Regions from separate parts of the Homo sapiens genome. Here region 1 is linked to region 2. A link is an interaction called in ENCODE POLR2A ChIA-PET data of the cell type or tissue named here. Cell type or tissue: K562. All regions are shown on one strand. Each heading gives the region's core, and the rest is flanking DNA. Links, peaks and the distances in the headings are about the cores only.

Evidence for each region. ChIA-PET counts read pairs that join two places held together with the same protein. Peaks named below come from ENCODE experiments on the same cell type or tissue, not always from the same donor. Only the 100,000 strongest peaks of a DNase experiment are listed, where the experiment ranks them.
Region 1: POLR2A ChIA-PET joins it to region 2 with 5 read pairs; 1 of 35 experiments calls an interaction of 5 or more read pairs at or near these places.

What each region holds. Positions count from the first base shown.
Region 1 is chr12:55,845,657-55,851,027 of GRCh38, reverse strand. No RefSeq gene overlaps it. Among named protein-coding and RNA genes, the nearest start is that of MMP19, 5.4 kb to the right of the region's middle. In K562, for the core only: no CTCF peak of the experiment used is centred there; a DNase peak (open chromatin) is centred at 2,927; H3K4me3 peaks cover 870 bases.
Region 2 is chr12:56,203,924-56,209,294 of GRCh38, reverse strand. RNF41 (ring finger protein 41) reads left to right here. Exons shown (of 7, transcript NM_005785.4): 5 at 997-1,132; 6 at 1,546-1,649; 7 at 2,497-5,371. The coding sequence ends at 2,848. Among named protein-coding and RNA genes, the nearest start is that of RNF41, 15 kb to the left of the region's middle. RefSeq lists a silencer at 1,116-1,165. In K562, for the core only: a CTCF peak has its summit at 2,592 (motif pointing left); a DNase peak (open chromatin) is centred at 2,584.

The sequences.
Region 1 (5,371 bases), core at 231-5,230, 360 kb after region 2:
AAGACTTGAGGATGTAATGTCCCCTTTGGACTGTTATGGCTTGAGACATATGTTCTCTAAACCGGGCGCTGAGAAGAGGCAACAACCCCAGGACAAATTATCTGAAATATCCAAGTAACCTATTAGGTCCTGTCTGGCTGGGTCCTCCCCATTTCAGTTAAAAGGTGCTGAAGACCAGGGATCAATCCTTGGGTCCTGCAACCTCACTCTGTCTTCTGTCTTTCAGCCTTTTGCAAAAGATGTAGTCAACATTTCCTGAGTTTTCACTTAACAGGGTCTTAGATCCCTCTGGAAGTTGAGAGCATAAAAAAGCAGTCTGGAATTTCTTTGTATTATGGCATTGTTTAGTTCAGACTTAATTTCCCCTTCTGCTTCCTCCTTTGTGCCCTCTTACCCCAGGTCAAACAGGGTGACAATCACACAGCCAGCTTGTGATTTGTAAGGGTGTATTATAGACAGCAGGGAGGTATTTGTGCCTCCCTGGTGGCTTGTTCAAGGAGCTATAAATGTTGCTTTTTAGTCTGGGATGCTGATTCCACTTAAAAACCACAACACTAAGGATTAGGAAGGGAACTGAGACCCGAAGACCATGCTATGCACCAAGACTGTGTGGCTCCAAGAATTCACTGGGGAGGGTGACACTAGCCCTGTAAAATGTCCTCTAGTTTGTGGGGCTGTGTGAAGGCAACAATTCACATTCTGTTTGCCCAGGAGAGATTCACAGTGAAGGCGGTTCCAAACCAGTGAAGGCAAAGAAAGATTAAAAATCCGAGAAAACAGTCTCCTTAGGATCAACAGTCTTTTTTCTCAGTTATCTTTTCCTATTTCACATTTCAAAAACTCCTTTCACAGCTGAGCAGCAGTGCTCATTGTGCCAAAGTTGCACACAGCTCAATTCCAGTTTGAGTTTGGAATTGTGCCCCTTTAAAACCACTTTAAAACCTTTTAGTTCTTTCTTCCTCTGTGCAAGATATACTTGTACACAGCATCAACCCTTCCCCTGTGGTCAAATTAATGAATTCCATTTAAAAAAGAATAAAAACACACTGGTGAACACCCAGTATCCTTCTTAAAAAATTTAGAGGCAAAATAGGGGTTGCGGAGAACCCCCCACCCCATCAAAACAGGTGTCAAGGCATCCCTTCGTCATCAAGGACAGCCTTCTCACCCCAAAACCCCTCTCTGCAGTTGCTGGCCTGGCACGAACAGAGCTAGGTCTTTCCCAACTTTCCCTCCCTCATCTAGTTACCACTCTCTTCTAAAGGAGAGGTCAGGCTGGGCGCAGTGGCTCACCAGGATGCATGAAGGGATAAATTCTAGCCCCTGGGACAAGAAGGAGACTAGAGAAATAAGAAGCGTCAGTGTTCTCTCAGCATCTGGGATGATAGGGAAATGAAGGTAGCACAGGGGGTTTTGCTTCTTCTAGGAATGGCAGCCTTTTCTTTCAAGAAAACCAAACTGCTTTTCCTAAGGGAGGTAGGTTGTGGGTAAGCACTTTGCCCTCTTGTCCTCACCCAAGGTGAGGACAGAGCAAGACTCTGTCTCACAAAAAAAAGAAACAGAAAAAAAAAAAAAAAAGAAAAGAAAAGCCTCCAGCCATTTCTAGGGGACTCCTGTGGGACAGCACCTTTTTCTGAGAAATGGAGAAGGGGAGCAGATGTTGATTTCCCTCACACTTTGGCAGAAACTGAAGAACTTCTGGATTTGGGTCTGACGTCCTCTGGGTTTTAGTAGAAACTCCCTCTCTACTAAAAATACAAAATTAGCCGGGCGTGTAATCCCAGCTACTCGGGAGGCTGAGGCAGGAGAATCGCTTGAACCCGGGAGGTGGAGGTTGTGGTGAGCTGAGATTGCGCCACTGAACTCCAGCCTGGGCAACAAGAGCGAAACTCTGTCTCAAAAAAAAAAAAAAAAAAAAAGAAGGAGAGGTCAGCGCTGGGCTCTTTCCCTTGCCAATCCCCTATCAAGCCCTTTTGCCAACAAAAAAGGAACCAAACGTGGGTTTTCCATGCCCATGACAGTTCCCAACGTCAAGACAGATCTGTTTCCTGGTGTCACAGGGTGAGGACAAGAGGGCAAAGTGCTTACCCACATCCTACCTCCCTTAGGAAAAGCAGTTTGGTTTTCTTGAAAGAAAAGCCTGCCATTCCTAGAAGCAGCAAAAAACCCCTGTGCTACCTTCATTTCCCTATCATCCCAGATGCTGAGAGAACACTGACATTTCTCATTTCTCTAGTCTCCTCCTTGTCCCAGGGGCTATAATTCATCCCTTCATGCAACAGGCGCTGTGCTGGGGAATAAGACCACCAGTAGAAGGCACCAGGCTGGGGGTGGTGGCTCACGCCTGTAATCCCCGCACTTTGGGAGGCCGAGGAAGGTGGATCACCTGAGGTCGGGAGTTTGAGACCAGCCTGGCTAACACGGTGAAACCCCATTTCTAGCGAAAATACAAAAATTAGCTGGGCATGGTGGCACGTGCCTGTAATCCCAGCTACTCGGGAGGCCAAGGCAGGAGAATCACTTCAACCCGGGAGGTGGAGGTTGCAGTGAGCTGAGATCATGCCATAGCACTCCAGCCTGGGTGACAGAGTGAGACTCTGTCTCACCAAAAAAAAAAAAAAAAAAAAAAAAAAGGAAAGAAAAGAAAAGAAAAGCCTCCAGCCATTTCCAGGGGAGTCCTGTGGGACAGCACCTTTTTCTGAGAAATGGAGAAGGGGAGCAGATGTTGGTCTCCCTCACACTTTGGCAGAAACTGAAGAACTTCTGGATTTGGGTCTGACGTCCTCTCAACTGAGCTGATGCAGGCCAGTGCCCGACGCAGTGTGTGTGCAAGCTGCAGTGGTGGGTGGGTGGGAATGCCAGGAAGTGTTCATATGGGGGTTGAGGAAGTTTGGAGCATCATGGGAACAGAATGTGCTGGCCCTGTCCCTGAGCCATCCCCAAGCCCCTCCCACTTCCCTGGTCACTAACCAATTCCAGCTGTGCACAGTCCTGACCATCACTTCCCATACGGCTTCTAGGAACTTATGAGTAATTAAAAAAGTGTGTGTGTATGTCTGTGTTTGTGGGTATGTAGGGGAGTCCTCCTAAAAACAGAGGTTTCCAGGGTAACAGCTTAAAAATTCAACCCCACTCTGCCAAAGAAAGCTCCCTATGTCCTGACTCCCTGAGGGGGAAACAGGTCAGAGGCTAACACCACCAACTCCCACATTTATCCAGGTCAAGGGCAAAGTCGGGGCCAGCCCTAACTTGGTTACAGCTCATGTTTTTCTCACCTCCAGTTTCCAGTTTCAGGCTCCAGACTTGCCCTTCTACCTGCCCTCCAGGATTCCCCTTTCTTCTTTCCCCAGCTTCCCTGCCCACTGCCTCCACAGGGTAAGGGTGGCTGTCAGAGGGGGTGGGCGATAGCTTTGAGATTAGCTTCTGCTGGGCTTAGAAATCTCTACAAACTTTTGCCTTCCACCCATAACCCCATGGCCCCTGATCATTAGAAAATACTCTCAGAGGTCTACTCTACTCCCACTTGCTATAGTTTAAAATATTGTCATTAAAAATATTTCTGTAAAACTCTTTTGCCACAATTTGTGGACAGAGAGGGAAACCAACTTGCAGGAAGGGAGCAAGCAAGACAAAGAACCCATTTTTTTCTCTCAGATCAAGTTCTCTTTTTGGGGCAGGCAAGCCACATGTCCTAACCCTTCGCACACACGTCCACATCTCCCCCAGTGAGAGATGACAAATTTAGAGATGACAAAAAAGAGCTGGGTCAGCCCGGCTCAGGGGGTAGGAGCTGGTGGAGGGGGTGGTCATGATGCTGTGCTGGCAACAATTAGTCATCCAATCCTTGCACATGTGCCCAGCCTGCAGCTCCAGACTCTAGGGGCTTTTGTTTGGGTGCCTGTGGGAACTCTGGGAGACTGAAGAGTGCTGAGCAAAGATGGCAGCTTTAGAGCCTGCTCCAGGCTCTGCTGCATCCTAGCTATGTGACCTGAAGCAACTTATTAGAGACTCAGTTTCTCTTTCTGTAAAAAGATGATAATACTGGCCAGGTGCGGTGGCTCACGCCTGTAATCCCAGCACTTTGGGAGGCCAAGGGAGGTGGATCACTTGAGCTCAGGAGTTTGAGACCAGCCTGGCCAACACAGCAAAATCCCATCTCTACTAAAAGTACAAAAATTAGCTGGGTGTGGTGGCACGCGCCTGTAATCCCAGCTATTCGGGTGGCTGAGGCAGGAGAATTGCTTGAACCCGGGAGGCAGAGGTTGCAGTGAGCCGAGATTGCGCCACTGCACTCCAGCCTGGGCTACAGAGTGAGATTCAGTCTCAGAAAAGGAGTAAAAAAGATGATAATACTGGCTGAAGGGTTGTTGTTAAAATTTAAATGAAGTTATCTATTTGGCAGCTTTTACTTTTGATTTATTCTCTCTCTCCTGGCTCCTAAGTTGCTAGAATATAGTTCCACCCCCAGGCCTTCTGAGGCCGGAGTTAGTACCCACCCTCACCTTATGATAACTGCCATCTCTCTCCCTAACACACTAAATATATATATATATATATACACACACATATATATACACACACACACTTTTTTTTTCTGGTTAGGCACAGTGGCTCACACGTATAATCACAGCATTTTGGGAGGCCGAGGTGGGCCGATCACTTGAGCCCAAGACCAGCCTGAGCACCATAGGAAACCCGCCTCCCCCACCCCCCACACTCTCTACAAAAAATACAAAAATTAGCTGGGCTGGGTGGTGTGTGCCTGTAGCCCCAGTTATGCAGGAGGCTGAGGTGGGAGGATTGCTTGAGCCCAGAAGGCGAAGGTTGCAGCGAGCCAGGATTATTGTGCCACTGTTTTCCAGCCTGGGAGACCCAAAAAAAAATTTTTTTTTCTTTTTTTCCTTACATGAGGTTTCTAAGGGGAGGGAGTAATTTGCTATAACATTCATTTTACTTTACTCCTGTCCCTTGCATCCTCCTTGTCTGTCTCTTCCCCACCCCTCCCCTCACCTCTCCTCCATTATCCTCTCTGGCTCCCAAAGCTTTCTCCTCCCTCCCAGACAGTCTCTAGGGGCTGAGGCCAGGCAGGCGGAGCTGGGTGAGCTCAGTTCCACAGACAGTTTCAAAGAAATGCATCAAAATGTTACTAGTGGTTCTCTTTTGGGTAGAATTTACTAGTGGTTTTCATTTTCTTCCTTGTTTGTTTTGGTATTTTCTAATACCAAATATTATAATGAATGATGAATAACTTATTCAGGAAAAAAACACAAAACATTAATTTTAAAAATCGTAATTAATTTTCAATTGGCGCATGTTCTGTTCTCAAAAGGAGAAAGACTGGAAAGGGGGTAGAAAGAGAGGAGGAAGAGCC
Region 2 (5,371 bases), core at 110-5,109:
AAAAAGAATGTTGATAGCTGGGGCTGTGAATATAGGGCTTCTCTGAAGGAATAAGTGCACAGGCAGAATCTGTAGGAGGAAAAGGAGAGCTGTGCAGTAGATAAAAACAGTGTGTCAAAATAAATAAATAGGCCCCGTGCGGTGGCTCACGCCTGTAATCCCAGCACTTTGGGAGGACGAGGCGGGCGGATCACCTGAGGTCAGGAGTTCAAGACCAGCGTGGCCAACATGGTGAAACCCCATCTCTACTAAAAATATAAAAATTAGCCAGGTGTGGTGGTGGGCACCTGTAATCCCAGCTACTCGGGAGGCTGAGGCACAAGAATTACTTGAACCCATGAGGCGGAGGTTGCAGTGAGCTGAGACCGTGCCATTGCACTCCAGCCTGGGTGACAAGAGTGAAACTTGGTCTCGAAAAAAAAAAAAAAAGGCCAGGCGCGGTGGCTCACGCCTGTAATCCCAACACTTTGGAAGGCCGAGGGGGGCAGATCACGTGAGGCCAGGAGTTTGAGACCAGCCTGGCTAACATGGAGAAACCCCATTTCTACTAAAAATACAAAAAGTTAGCCGGCCATGGTGGCGCGCACCTGTAATCCCAGCTACTCGGGAGGCTGAGGCAGGAGAATCGCTTGAACCTGGGAGGCAGAGGTTGCGCTGAGCTGAGATCATGCCATCGCACTCCAGTTTGGGCAACAAGAGCGAAACTCCGTGTCAAAAAAAATAATAAAAATACAAAATAAAATAAATTTAAAAAATAGATAAAACACTGTGTCTTGATTGGGGAAAGAAATTTAAGGAAAATAGACAGCAAAGGGGCAAGTAGGAAGCTTGGACGAAGAAAGTGAAGGGAATAAACAAGAGGGAGGCCTGAAATGAATGTTAGAAATTTTGGGTAGGACAAAATCTACTTAGCAGTTATCTGCCACAGAATAGGCCATTTGCATACATGTCCCAGGGATCACCTCTGTTCTGCTCTTTCCCCACCCTGGTCTGCAGCCTGGAGATGCCCAAAGATGAGCTGCCCAACCATAACTGCATTAAGCACCTGCGCTCAGTGGTACAGCAGCAGCAGACACGCATCGCAGAGCTGGAGAAGACGTCAGCTGAACACAAACACCAGCTGGCGGAGCAGGTAGGCCCCAAGACACGGGGGAGAACATATCCCTCATATGCAGATAACTGCCTGCCTGTGGGTAATAAAAACCAGTTGTGAACACACAGACCAGTGCTTACACTTGTGAGCCTAGATGAGTGGATATTCTGCCTGTGGCTTAGCAGGGAATCAGATTGGAGCTCTCCTTGACTTTTCTTCATCCCATTCATAGCATTAATTCACCTACCAGTTATCACATGCCTCCTCTGTGAAGGCACATTTGTAAGTACTAAGGAGACAGCTGTGAGTGAGACAGTCTTATCCCTGTCTTCCTGAAGCTTACAAACTGGTTGTTCTTCAGATCTCTCAGTTGCCCTCATTCTTGGATAAACTTTTGTCTTTTTTCTGCTGTCTGCCTTAACCATTATTCCTGTTCTTCTTCCCCACAACAGAAGCGAGACATCCAGCTGCTAAAGGCATACATGCGTGCAATCCGCAGTGTCAACCCCAACCTTCAGAACCTGGAGGAGACAATTGAATACAACGAGATCCTAGAGTGAGTGTCACTCAGGACGTGGAGTGATTTCATGTCCTGACAACAAGGCCTGAAAGGAGGAAGAGCAGGAGAGTAGCAGAAGGAGGGCATTGGAGAGCTGGGCTGGGGGTCACTGCTTCTCAGATATTGGCATTAAGGACAGGGGCAGAGGAGAAGAGGATAACCCTTAGCTCCACTACAGGATGTCTTATGTGTTTGGGTGGATGGAGGGAAAGCCTGCCCAAGGATGCACTTTATCCAGAATTAGGTGAGTACCCATGTACAAAGCCCTGTATTAAAGGCTGTGGAGTGCTAGGAGGGCCAAAAAGAAATAGAAGATATCGTCCTGTCTTCAGGTAGCTTACAACCCAGAGAAGAGGAGGCAGAGTGCAAGTCCAGGAAAGTGATCTCTAAAATGCAGCAAAAACAAGCGAAGTATACAAGTGAAGTCTAAGATCTCTTTCAGTTCTGGAGTCCTATACAGTTCATAGAGTAAACTGTAAGTGTGAATCAATATATACAGGGCAAATAGTGCTGAGTGGGACATAGGATAGAGGAATAATTGTTTTATTCACTAAACATAGAGCACTAACTGTGTTAGGCGCTATATGTGCTAAGTATTGGAATTTCAAAGAAAAGTAACAGAGACAGAGTGCAGACTTGTGGAATTTAATCTGGTGAGTAACATGTGGTGACTCAGTTGGGACCAAGTGGGGAAAGATTTGGGGTTTCTGAGCCAATGATGGAAGGAAAGAAGGAAGAATAGGTAAGCTGAGTGCAGAGTGGGTAGTTATTTCTATTAGCAGAAAAAGCCAATACAGAGAAAGGAGATGAGCTGGAATGACCATCTTTAACCACCTCCACACAGGTGGGTGAACTCCCTTCAGCCAGCAAGAGTGACCCGCTGGGGAGGGATGATCTCGACTCCTGATGCTGTGCTCCAGGCTGTAATCAAGCGCTCCCTGGTGGAGAGTGGCTGTCCTGCTTCTATTGTCAACGAGCTGATTGAAAATGCCCACGAGCGTAGCTGGCCCCAGGGTCTGGCCACACTAGAGACTAGACAGATGAACCGACGCTACTATGAGAACTACGTGGCCAAGCGCATCCCTGGCAAGCAGGCTGTTGTCGTGATGGCCTGTGAGAACCAGCACATGGGGGATGACATGGTGCAAGAGCCAGGCCTTGTCATGATATTTGCGCATGGCGTGGAAGAGATATAAGAGAACTCGACTGGCTATCAGGAAGAGATGGAAATCAGAAAATCCCATCACTCCAGCAGCTGGGACCTGAGTCCTACCCACCATTCTTAATACTGTGGCTTATACCTGAGCCACACATCTCCCTGCCCTTCTGGCACTGAAGGGCCTTGGGGTAGTTTGCTCAGCCTTTCAGGTGGGAAACCCAGATTTCCTCCCTTTGCCATATTCCCCTAAAATGTCTATAAATTATCAGTCTGGGTGGGAAAGCCCCCACCTCCATCCATTTTCCTGCTTAGGGTCCCTGGTTCCAGTTATTTTCAGAAAGCACAAAGAGATTCAATTTCCCTGGAGGATCAGGACAGAGGAAGGAATCTCTAATCGTCCCTCTCCTCCAAAACCAGGGAATCAGAGCAGTCAGGCCTGTTGACTCTAAGCAGCAGACATCCTGAAGAAATGGTAAGGGTGGAGCCAAATCTCTAGAAATAAGTAGTGAGGCCGTTAATTGGCCATCACTGATGGCCCTTAGGGAAAGACTGGACCTCTGTGCCAAGCAGTATCCCTGTTCAGCCCACCTTAAAGGTGTAGGCACCCACTGGGTCTACCAGTATGCAGGTTGGGATACTGAAAATTTCCAGATGAGCTCTTCTTTCCTACAAGTTTTCATAATTAGGGAATGCCAGGGTTTAGGGTAGGGGTTAATCTGTTGGGGGTTGATGTGTTTAGCAAGAAGCTACTCCTAGCTTTTGCTAAAATATGGTTGGCACTGCCTCTTGTGGCACAGGCCATAATTGTTCCATAGACCCCTCTCTAGCCCTGTGACTGTAGTTAGTTACTTTGATAATTTTCTTTGGCCATTGTTTGTTTATATTTCACAAACTCCACCTACTGCCCCCCCCCCTCTTTTTTTTAAGAATGGCCTGATCATGGCTATCTCAGCCACATTGTTGGCAATTTAATTTATTTACTTCCTTTTTTTTTTTTTAAGAAAGGAAAAAAGAAAAAAAAATCAAACTTGAAACTTTTCTTTTGATGTTCCTATTGTGGGGGTTCTGGATAGGGTGGGACAGGGATGGGGGTGTGTTTTATATTTTTTCCTTTTCAGCACAACCTTTGGCTTTAATATAGGAAGAGCCAAGGGAGTCCTCGGCTGAACTTACGATATCTGCCCCAAACCTCTGTAACCCCAACTGAAATGAGGAGCTTCCTCTCTTCCTGTGAAGGATATGACAGTCCAGCATCGATGCCTGTGCCCTCTGGAAAAATTTCCTCCTAGCCCTTCCAGGGCCTTATCATAAAACTCTGGATTTAGAGTATTCATTTTGAAGGCAACTCCCCCTTCCCCAAGTTTCCTTGGAGCTGTATAGCTGGGTTCTAAGCTTCACCATGCAAATCAGAAATTTTATCTCTAAGTACAGGCTGTGCCGTGTCTCACCCACACCCCCCTGGGGACTTCAGTTCCATTTCAGGTTACCTGGGGTATACCTTGATCCCTAGAGTGACTGGCAGAGTAAGAGAAGGGGAGAGATAATAGGTGTGATTATTTTAATATGGAGGTGGGAGTGTGGTTGGAGATAGAAAGGCTCCTCCCCACCATGTAATGGCTTCCTCTCAGAATTTTATTCCAGGCTAGCTTGCTGCAGGTCTGGGTAGTTGGATCATGGCTCCACTGGGATTGGGGTGGAAAGCTTGAGGGGAGTAGGGTTCCAGCTCTGGGACATTGTGCTCAGGAATTTGAAAACGCTGCTATACTTACTCTGGTTACTACATTTCTTCCACTCCCCTTTCCCCTACCTGCCTTAACCAAGGCTCATACTGTCCTGTCCTTACCCTCAGATGGAGCCAGGAAGCTCAGTGAAAGGCTTCCCTACCCTTTGCACTAGTGTCTCTGCAGGTTGCTGGTTGTGTTGTATGTGCTGTTCCATGGTGTTGACTGCACTAATAATAAACCTTTTACTCAACTCTCTAAATTCTTCAGCATTACTCCCTTTCTTGAGAAGGTTTCCCCTCTGCTTTTGCCTTTCTCTCACCTTAATTCCCTTTCTTCCTTACTTTGTTACCTACCCTTATCTTAGTGCTAACTTCTCTTTCAGGAGGATGTCTGGGAGTAGTGTGCACTTCACAGCTGCTTTCCCATGTACCCTCCTGCATTCTTCCCTCCTATCTCCTGTTCTGTAGCAGCCAAAGCTCTCTAGTGATCTGAACTGTGTGCTTCCCAGGGTCTGCCTTTATCCTAAATTCCATGTCTTCCCTGAGTGGTCCTGAGTTTTTGGGATAATTTCTACAGAAGATATGTATATATCTTTTTCCTTTGTCCCACAAGCAACTTTGCTTTAGAATCTAGAATTCCTTTGCAGGCAGAGAAGTCTCTACCTCCCAGTGTTTCCTAGCTAAGAACGTAAATGTGAGGAGGGAAATGTACTTGCAGAGGTTTCATAATTATTTACTTATAAAAATAGTCTTCATAGCCGGGCGCGGTGGCTCACGCCTGTAATCCCAGCACTTTGGGAGGCCGAGGTGGGTGGATCACAAGGTCAGGAGTTCGAG